2 separate regions of the Homo sapiens genome follow, and region 2 is linked to region 1. Evidence: chromatin loops called from intact Hi-C (ENCODE). Cell type or tissue: B cell. All regions are shown on one strand.

Region 1 (5,000 bases):
ACATATACACACGTGCACACCTATGCAGAACCACATATACACATGTGCACACCTATCTATACCACATATATACACGTGCACACCTATGCATAACCACATATGCACACGTGCACACCTATCTATAACCACATATATACCTATGTATGCATGTCTATACATGAGACCAGAGAAGTCCCGCAGTGGTCTCCATGTCTCATCCAGGACAGAGGAAGCATTCTACCGAGTAAATTTATGAATAAGTTTGGCTTGATGAGTGCATTTGTGATGAATAATCCCTGTTTGCCTCACTTTGCATGTGCTTCCTGGCTTCTGTTGTACACGGGCTGAGCTGGGGCTGGGAGGATGGTTCTGATGTCAGGAAAATCCCCAGCTTGCCCTGGCTGTCAGGTCCTTCTTAGAGCAGGTTGTAGCTATTGGTCACTCTCTGTATACACGTGTCTGTATATGTGTAAATCTTTCTGTGTTTGCGTCTACCTATCTGTCTGCATCTTTTTAGATCTGTTTCTTTGGAGAGCACTGACTAGTACAATCCCATTTGCTTGTAAAGGCAGTCTCATTCTGAAATAAGACAATCTTCCGAATTCTTGATGTAAGCCTCTGCCTGTCTGGGACATTCCCCGGAAAGCAGGGGAGGGACTTGGCGCTTCTTCTCTTCACCCCTCATGTGCCACCCCCCACTAGGCTGCCAAGGCAGGTCACCCAGTTCTGCCGGCCTCAGTCTCCTCCCTAGGTCGCTGGCTCCAGGTTTGAAAAGATGTGTATAGGGCAGGGATTATTGGCTCTTTCAGTTTATGGGAGCTGTTGCTCCTTTCTTCTACTTACTTGAGGGTTTATTATTTTTTAAGTAATTACTTTCCATAGACAATGGACCAGAAAACACCTGAAAGATAGCGACTAAGTTCAAGGTTGCTCCACGCCAGGCATGGTGCTCCTGGTTCGAGAGCTCCACTCACGTGGTCCTTACGAGAATCTGAGCAACATGAACACCGTTTTTCAGCTGTTGAACCTAAGACTGAACAAGGTTAAATAATTTATCCAAAGTCACAAGCTAGTAGTTGCAGAGCCAGCATTTGAAGTCAGACTTAGCTGAGTCCAAGCCCGTATTCTTAAGCACCACAATTTGCTTCCAGGCATCTTGTTTCTATAAAGCACTCAATGATTTTACTACAACGATCTTATTTATATGAGACTTAAGTCATTCAAATATGTTTTTAGGACATGTTAGTATAAAGACAAGGTATTGCCAAAAAGATTTTTTACCTTTCTTCCTTTTTGTTCTAGAAGGTCAATAATGAAATCTAACAAAATAATAATAAAAATAGCAGATAATAATCAATTAAATAACATTTGGTTTTATTTTCTTTTTAAAAATCTAAGAAAAAAGGGGTTCTGACAAATGTGACCAGAAAACCATACAATTCAGATATCCTTTTTCAACAATCATTTATGGGTGTTTCTTGTTATTTGAGAAAATTGAGTTAGGAACAGTGACTCCTCCAATCCACTTACAGTATGGAAAGCTGATATCACAGTACATTTTAAGTCCTTCTGTGGTGAACAGTCTCCTTTTATTTTGCTAATCATCATGGAGCAGAACTAAATATGAACACAGGAGTGGCAGCCTGGCTCAGCCAGCCCAGAAAAATGTCTTTAAAAATGAACTTGTCTAATAAACCTTAATTCCAAATACAGAACATAAGGAAGGAGAATTTACAAATCATGGTATTAGCAGTAAGAAAAGCAAACCAGTTAAAAGGAGTTAATAGAGAATAATGATTGTTAATATGGCCATGAAAATGGGAGAAAATGGTGACAAAACTGATTATCAAAGTAGAAAAGGTAACAAAATAATTCATGAATGATATCACGGATGCAAAAAAAAAAATTCTGATTGCATCAACAAAGATTTGTAGACGGTTGGGAGTAGTATGGAAGGAAGAATGTAAAAGTATTCTTTTTTGTAATTTACTTCAAACATTGCTAGGTTAATAGATATTGCCATTTTATAGTAGTATAAACAAAAATGCTACAATTATACTTTTAAAAGATGCATACCTTCCACATCACAGGAGGAAAAAAATGCTTAAAAAAATCATCATAGCAAAAGTGAAGAAAACTGAATTATGTCATGATAAATTTTTAGTAATTGTGTAATTTAGTGCTCAAAAATAGTTTAGTTCAGGTGTTTTATGCTTAATTTTGGTTACTTTCATCAGTAGAGTAATATATATAATTCCAGTTCCACATTTTTGATCCTCATGACCACTAGAGGGCAGAAGAGAAAAGTACAAGAGGCCCGAGATAGGTCAAATGAGCCTGATGCCATTTTGCAATGTGGGTTTTAAATGGCCTTCCCAACCAGGAATTCTGATTCGTGGTAGACACAGCTATGTCGGTGTGCCAATATGTGTATAGAAAACTCAATCCAGAATTTAAATATTTTTCCTAAATTAGGCCTTAAAATATTATTTTGCATAAAATAAGATGTAAAATAAGCATGTTTATATAAAAATATTCAAATTATTTGACCCAATAACTTCTAGGAGTTTATCCAAAGATAAAGACTGATGTATGTGGATGTTTATCATAGTGTTTTTTTTATCATGATGTATAATTGAAAATTTACCTAAGTAATCAACAATAGGGGATTGTACTAATAAATTATGGTACAGCTATATGATGGAAAACTCTAGCTGCTTTTAAAAATATTTAAGTGTTTTGGGGAAAAGTTATGAAATGTTAAGAGAATATTATAAAAAGTATGATTTGATATTTATGAATTATATAAACTGTGTTGATTTAAATATAGAAACATATCTAGATACTGATGATAAAAATATAAGTCTGGCTGTGGGAGTACAGATATAGAAGTAGAAATGTTCCAAAAAAAAAGGTCACAGTTGAAAAAAATATACCCCCTGTTAAAAGTTACTGTCTCTTCTTTATTACATTTAAATTTATTTTAAGCATTTATACCCTTCACTGGGAAAACTGACTAGCCATAAGCAGAAAACTGAAACTGGACCCCTTCCTTACACCTTATATGAAAATTAACTCAAGATGGAGTAAAGACTTAGATGTAAAACCCAAAGCCATAAAAACTCTAGAAGAAAACCTAGGCAACACCATTCAGGACATGGGCATGCGCAAAAACTTCATGACTAAAACACCAAAAGCAATGGCAACAAAAGCCAAAATTGACAAATGGGATCTAATCAAACTAAAGAGCTTCTGCGCAGCAAAAGAAACTAGCATCAGACTGAACAGGCAACCTAAGGAATGGGAGAACATATTTGCAATCTACTCATCTGACAAAGGGCTAATATCCAGAATCTACAAAGAAGTTAAACAAATTTACAAAAAAAAAAAAAAAAAACCAACCCATCAAAAAGTCGGCAAAGGATATGAACCGACACTTCTCAAAAAAAGACATTTATGCAGCCAACAGACATATGAAAAAAAGCTCATCATCACTGATCATTAGGTATTATGATTAGGCAAATCAAAACCACAATGAGATACCATCTCACACTAGTCAGAATGGCAATCATTAAAAAGTCAGGAAAAAATAGATGCTGGTGAGGCTGTGGAGAAATGGGAATGCTTTTATGCTGTTGGTGGGAGTGTAACTCGGTTCAACCATTGTGGAGGACAGTGTGGCGATTCCTCAAGGATCTAGAACAAGAAATATCATTTGACCCAGCAATCCCATTACTGGGTATAGACCCAAAGGATTATAAATCATTTTACTATAAAGACACATGCACACCTATGTTTATTGCAGCACTATTTACAATAGCAAAGACATGGAACCAACCCAAATGCCCATCAATGATAGACTGGATAAAGAAAATGTGGTACATATACACCATGGAATACTATGCAGCTATAAAAAAGAATGAGATCATGTTCTTTGCAGGGACATGGATGAAGCTGGAAGCCATCATCCTCAACAAACTAACACAGAAACAGAAAACCAAATACTGCATGTTCTCATTCATAAGTGGGAGCTGAACAATGAGACCACTTGGACTCAGGGAGGGGAACATCACACACCGGGGCCTGTCCGGGGTGAGGGGCAAGGGGAGGGAGAGCATCAGGACAAATACCTAATGCATGTGGGGCTTAAAACCTAGATGACAGGTTGATAGGTACAGCAAATCATCATGACACATGTATGTATATGTACCAAACCTGCACATTCTGCACATGTATCCTGGAACTTAAAGTAAAATAAAAAATAAAAATAAAATAGGTGGGTGGAGCCAAGATGGCTGAATAGGAACAGCTCCAGTCTACAGCTCCCAGGGTGAGTGACGCAGAAGACAGGTGATTTCTGCATTTCCATCTGAGGTACCAGGTTCATCTCACTAGGGAGTGCCAGACAGCGGGCACAGGACAGCGGGTGCAGCATACCGTGCGCGAGCTGAAGCAGGGCGAGGCATTACCTCACTCGGGAAGTGCAAGGGGTCAGGGAGTTCCCTTTCCTAGTCAAAGAAAGGGGTGACACACGGCACCTGGAAAATCGGGTCACTCCCACCCTAATACTGCACTTTTCCCACGGCCTTAAAAAACAGCGCACCAGGAGATTATATCCCACACCTGGCTCGGAGGGTCCTACGCCCACGGAGTCTCGCTGATTGCTAGCACAGCAGTCTAAGATCAAACTGCAAGGCTGCATCGAGGCTGGGGGAGGGGCGCCCGCCATTGCCCAGGTTTGATTAGGTAAACAAAGCAGCTGGGAAGCTCGAACTGGGTGGAGTCCACCACAGCTCAAGGAGGCCGGCCTGCCTGCCTCTGTAGGCTCCGCCTCTGGGGGCAGGGCACAGACAAACAAAAAGACAGCAGTAACCTCTGCAGACTTAAATGTCCCTGTCTGACAGCTTTGAAGAGAGTAGTGGTTCTCCCAGCATGCAGCTGGAGATCTGAGAACAGGCAGACTGCCTCCTCAAGTGGGTCCCTGACCCCCGAGCAGCTTAACTGGGAGACACCCCCCAGTA
Region 2 (5,000 bases), 560 kb after region 1:
AAGTCATTCTCCTGCCTCAGCCTCCTGAGTAGCTGGGACTACAGGTGAGTGCCACCATGCCCAGCTAATTTTTGCATTTTAGTAGAGACGGGGTTTCACCGTGTTGGTCTTGAACTCCTGACCTTGTGATCTGCCTGCCTCGGCCTCCCAAAGTGCTGGAATAAAAGAAGTTCTAGTGATCTGTTGCATAGCATGGTGACGATAGTCAATAATAATGTAGTGTATATTTCGAAATTGCTAAAATAATAGATTTTCAATGTTTTCTTCACACAGAAAAAATGATGCCTGTAAAGTAATGGATATGTTATTTAGCTTCATTCAATCATTCCACAATGCAAACATACATCAAAACTTCACATTGTACCTAAGAAATATATACAATTACCGTCGGTTGAAATTATTTTGAAAGAGGCCAGATTAAGCTGCTGCAAGTAGGGATGCAGAGTGGGTGGCACAACTGCAAAGAGCAAGGGTCACCGCCAGGGTCAAGACAGTGACCTCTAACCGTGGCTGGGTGCACAGGGAGACTGCGGGTACAGCTGACAAAGCCTATGACCTCATCCAGGCGTGGGGGTGTGCACCTGTGGTCCCAGCTACTCCAGAGGCTGATGCAGGAGAATTGCTTGAACCTGGGAGGCGGAGGTTGCAGTGAGCTGAGATCGCGCCACTGCACTCCAGCCTGGGAGACAGAGTGAGAGTCTGTGAAAAAAGAAAAAAAAAAAAAAGGCTGTGACTTGACCTGCATGGAGTTCAGAGAAAAGGCAGGAGAAAAAACATGTTCCGGGGAATTTAGACACGAGACTGGAATGAACACTTTGTTCATTGCCTGTTTTCACGCATTTATACATTTATACGTTCTCAACTCTGTTCCAGGAAAGATTTAAAGGACGCAAGTAAGAACGCAAGCCCGTCAAGGCTGCTCCGATTTTAAATGTCAGTTCAGCTCCTACTTTATGGGGTTTGGCAAATAGAGTTAAGGGCCTTTTCCTCAAATGCTCAAACATTCCAATGAGACTAAATCAAGCAACTGGAATCGCTTGAAAACCAGAGACCAGATTCCATTCTCCCTCCGTTTTTTTGAAATCTTCACTTCTTTATCACTAGCTGGGTTTCGATGACTCTTCAGGTGTAAAGGTCAACCTCACAGAAATGGGAAAACCTGTGTTGTTAGGAAGGATGGTTTTATGTGAGCATTTGAAGTTTTAGGGCAAGAATGGCCTCGGGCCATCTGTCAGGAGAAGCTGCCACATCTGGCAGTATCTCTCCTAGGGTGAAACGTGCGCAGATTAAATTGAAGTAATAACGAGCTCACGTGGAGTCTGAGACGAGACAGGAAATTTGTATGCACGGCATGTGCCTTCGGTGCCCGGGCTATGGAGGAAAGAACACAGACAGTCTTCCTGAGGTGGGGCAGACAAAACCGGTGAAAGTGAAGGAGAATTAAGGCGCTACACGGTGGTCATTCAAAAAGCCTCAGAATTCCCCTCCTAAGAAGATGGAACAGGCGTGCGTTTTCCTCCGTCCCGCAGGTGCAACCGGAAACCTCGGGCAGTGCCCATCAGACAAACGCAGGAAGACGAGAGGCGGAGAGAGGAAGCCCGGGGGAGCCGGGGGACCCTGAGAACGACAGGGTGGGGCGTTCCTGGGTTTTTTTTTTTTTGACTCTTCCACCCCAAACTGGGTGCTCACAAGGACGCGGAGGAAGACAGCCACCGCTGCTGTCTCCAGCCAGAGCACTGGGAGAGGCGCGGCTCCAGGAAACATTTCAAGGACCCTGGGAAATGGGTGGAGATCTCCGAATCTAAAAAACCTTCAGGAGACTGGAAGTGTTTTGAAGTTGAGGGTTGTGGTTCTTTCTCATTTGGTTTCAAAACAGGATCCCCATTTCCCTTAATGTAGGATTCGAAGGCATAAGCAGAAGAGGAAAGGGGTGTCAAGGTCAGAGCCGCCTAGAAGCAGAAGCGCAGGCCAGCGAGATGCTCTTCAGAGTGACTTCGCTGTGGGCTGCGGCAGGCAACAGAAGGAACTCAGCATCCACTGGCCACGATCCCCTCCCCGGAGCGGAGGACAGAGCCCAGTTTCTTCAGGCGGTGGCTCCAGCCAGCTCTGCCCCACAGGGAAGGAGCGCGCAGCTGCCACACACCGCAGGCAGCGCTGACAGACTCGGCCTTCCGGGAGCGCAGGCGGGTGGGGGGCGCCGCCCTTGTCGCTGTCCGGAGCCCCGCAGGCCCGTGGCCCCCTGCCTGGTTCTCCCGCCTCTGCAAGCCTAGCCTTCAGGACTCCGCCTCGCCCCCCTCTTTTCTGTTCGGAGACTCACGGGGCCGTCTGTCTGGACCACGTGTGCACATTTCTGACCACGATTCCTCCGCACACCAGCTACAGGCACCGCAGCGCTGGGGACGGCACAGCTGAACTGTGCTGGCAGCGAAGGGGCCTCACGGGGACGGCTCAGCTCCCTGAGGGCGCAACCCACCTGGTCCGGGGGCGGGGGGGGGGGTGAGGAATAAACTTCCGCGGTTTTCAGTGACCCAGTTTGTTGCATGGCACATGTTGGAAAGGTGAATCTGACCGCGTTGACCGCGTTACTTCAGAGATGCGCTGTGAGCTGCTTTGTGCCGCGAAATGACCTGTTTACCCGACAGCGCCCTCTGCAGCCCAGCGCCGGAACGGGCTTTTTCATGATGTTCCTGCGTTGTGTTTACAGCCTCCCTGCGAGGGGTTCGCACGCACAGGCGGACCTCGTTTTGTTGCGCCTTGCTCTATTGTGCCTCGCAGATACTGCACTTGTTTTTACAAATTGGAAGTTTGTGGTAACTCCGTTGGGGCACATCTGTGGGTCCCGTTTTCAAACAGCTTGTGCTCACTTCATATCTCTGTTTCACATTTTGGTAATTCTTGTAATATTTCGAATTTTTTCATTATCATTATATCTGTCATGGTGATCTGTACTTAGTGATCTTCGATTTTACTCTGTAATTGTTTTGGGGAACCAACAACTGCACCCACGTAAGACAGAAAACGTAATAAATGTCACGTGTGTTCCACATGCTCCACTGACCAGCTGCCCCCATCTCTCTCCCTCCCCTCAGGCCTCCCTATTCCCATTACACTATTAATAACCTACAACGGCCTCTAAGTGTTCAAGTAAAAGGAAGAGACACACATCTCTCACTTTAAATCGAAAGCTAGAGATGATTAAGCTTAGTGGGGAAAGCCTGTTCAAAGTTAAGATAGACTGAAAGCAAGGCCTTTTGCACCCAGGAGTTAGCTCAGTTGTGAATGCAAAGAAAAACCTCTTAAAGGAAATTAAAAGTGCTGCTTCAGTGAACACATGAATGACGAGAAAGTGAAACAGCTTTATTGCTGATATGGATCCCTCAAGCCAAAGCCTAATCCAGAGCAAGGCCTCAACTCTCTTCAGTTCCGCAAAGACTGAGAGGAGTGAGAAAGCTGTAGAAGAAAAGTTTGAATGTAGCAGAGGTTGGTTCATGAGGTTTAAGGAAATAAACCATGTCCATAACATAAAAGTGCAACATGAAGCAACAAGTGCTGATGGAGAAGCTGCAGCAAGTTATCCAGAGACCTAGCTAAGGTAAGTGATGGAGGTGGCCACACCAAACCACAGATTGTCAGTGTAGATGAAACAGCCTTCTGTTGGAAGAAGATGCCATCTAGGACTTTCATAGCTAGAGAGGAGAAGTCAATGCCTATCTTCAAACTTCCAAGGACAGGATGTCTCTTGCTAAGAGCTAATGCAGCTGGTGACTTAAACTTGCGGCCAATCTCATTTACTATTCCGAAAATCCTAGGGCCCTTAAGAATTTTGCTAAATCAGGAGGCCGAGGTGGGTGGATCACCAGAAGTCAGGAGTTTGAGACCAGCCTGACCAACATGGAGAAACCCCGTCTCTACTAAAAAAAAAAAAAATACAAAAAATTTGCCAAGCATGGTGGTGGGTGCCTGTAATACCAGCTACTCTGGAGGCTGAGAAAGGAGAATTGCTTGAATCCGGGAGGCGGAGGTTGCGGTGAGCCAAGATCATGCCATCATACTCCAGCCTGGACAACAAGAGTCAAACTCTGTCTCAAAAAAAAAAAAAAAAAAAAAAAAAAAAAAAAGAATTATGCTAAATCTACTCTGTCTTGGCTCTATAAGTAGAATAACAAAGCCGGATGGGAGCACATCTGTTTACAGAGTGGTTTACTGAATATTTTGAGGCCACTGTTGAGATCTACTGCTCAGAAAAAAAGACTATTTTCAAATTATTACTGTTCATTGACAATGCACCCAAGGGCTCTGATGGAGATGTGCAAGGAGAGGAATGTTGCTTTCATGCCTGCTAACACCACATCCATTCTGCAGCCCATGGATCAAGGAGTAATTTCAACTTTCAAGTCTTGTTACTTAAGAAATACATCTCAAAAGGCTATAGCTGCCATAGATAGTGATTCCTCAGATGGATCTGGGCAAAGTCAATTAAAAACCATCTAGAAAGGATTCACCATTCTAGATGCCATTAACAACATTCATGATTCACGGGAGGAGAACCAATATCAACATTAACAGGAGTTTAGAAGAAGTTGATTTCATTCCTCATGAATGATTTTGAGGGGTTCAAGCCTTCACTGCAGAAAGTAACTGTAGATGAGGTGGAAATAACAAAAGAACTAGAATTAGAAGTGGGGCCTAAAAATGTGACTGAATTGCTGCAATCTCAGGATAAAATTTGAACAGATCAGGAGTGGCTTCTTATGGTTGAGGAAAGAAAGTGGTTTCTTGAGATAGAATTGACTCCTGGTGAAGATGCTGTGAACGTTATTGATATGACAACAAATGATTTAGAATATTCCATGAACTTAGTTGATGGGGCAGTGGGTAGGGTTTGAGGGGATTGACTCCAATTTTAAAAGAAGTTGTACTGTGGGTAAAATGCTATCAAACAGCATCGCATGCTACAGAGAAACCTTTCATGAGAGGAAGAGTCAGTCAATGCAGTAAAT

What was found. A loop is a pair of places that touch in the nucleus more often than their neighbours do. Peaks named below come from ENCODE experiments on the same cell type or tissue, not always from the same donor. Only the 100,000 strongest peaks of a DNase experiment are listed, where the experiment ranks them.
Region 2: a loop joins it to region 1, with 4 times the contacts of the local background. A loop is called at or near these places in 5 of 110 quality-filtered maps.

What each region holds. Positions count from the first base shown.
Region 1 is chr6:166,784,618-166,789,617 of GRCh38, forward strand. It overlaps a transcript of RPS6KA2 not described here. Among named protein-coding and RNA genes, the nearest start is that of RPS6KA2-AS1, 120 kb to the right of the region's middle. In B cell, CTCF peaks have their summits at 2,268 (motif pointing right) and 2,468; a DNase peak (open chromatin) is centred at 2,284.
Region 2 is chr6:167,348,910-167,353,909 of GRCh38, forward strand. No RefSeq gene overlaps it. Among named protein-coding and RNA genes, the nearest start is that of TTLL2, 26 kb to the left of the region's middle. RefSeq lists enhancers at 2,070-2,748, 2,572-2,866 and a silencer at 2,090-2,359. In B cell, CTCF peaks have their summits at 2,664 (motif pointing left) and 2,863; DNase peaks (open chromatin) are centred at 1,432, 2,632 and 3,322; H3K4me3 peaks cover 2,027 bases; H3K27ac peaks cover 1,500 bases; H3K27me3 peaks cover 1,466 bases.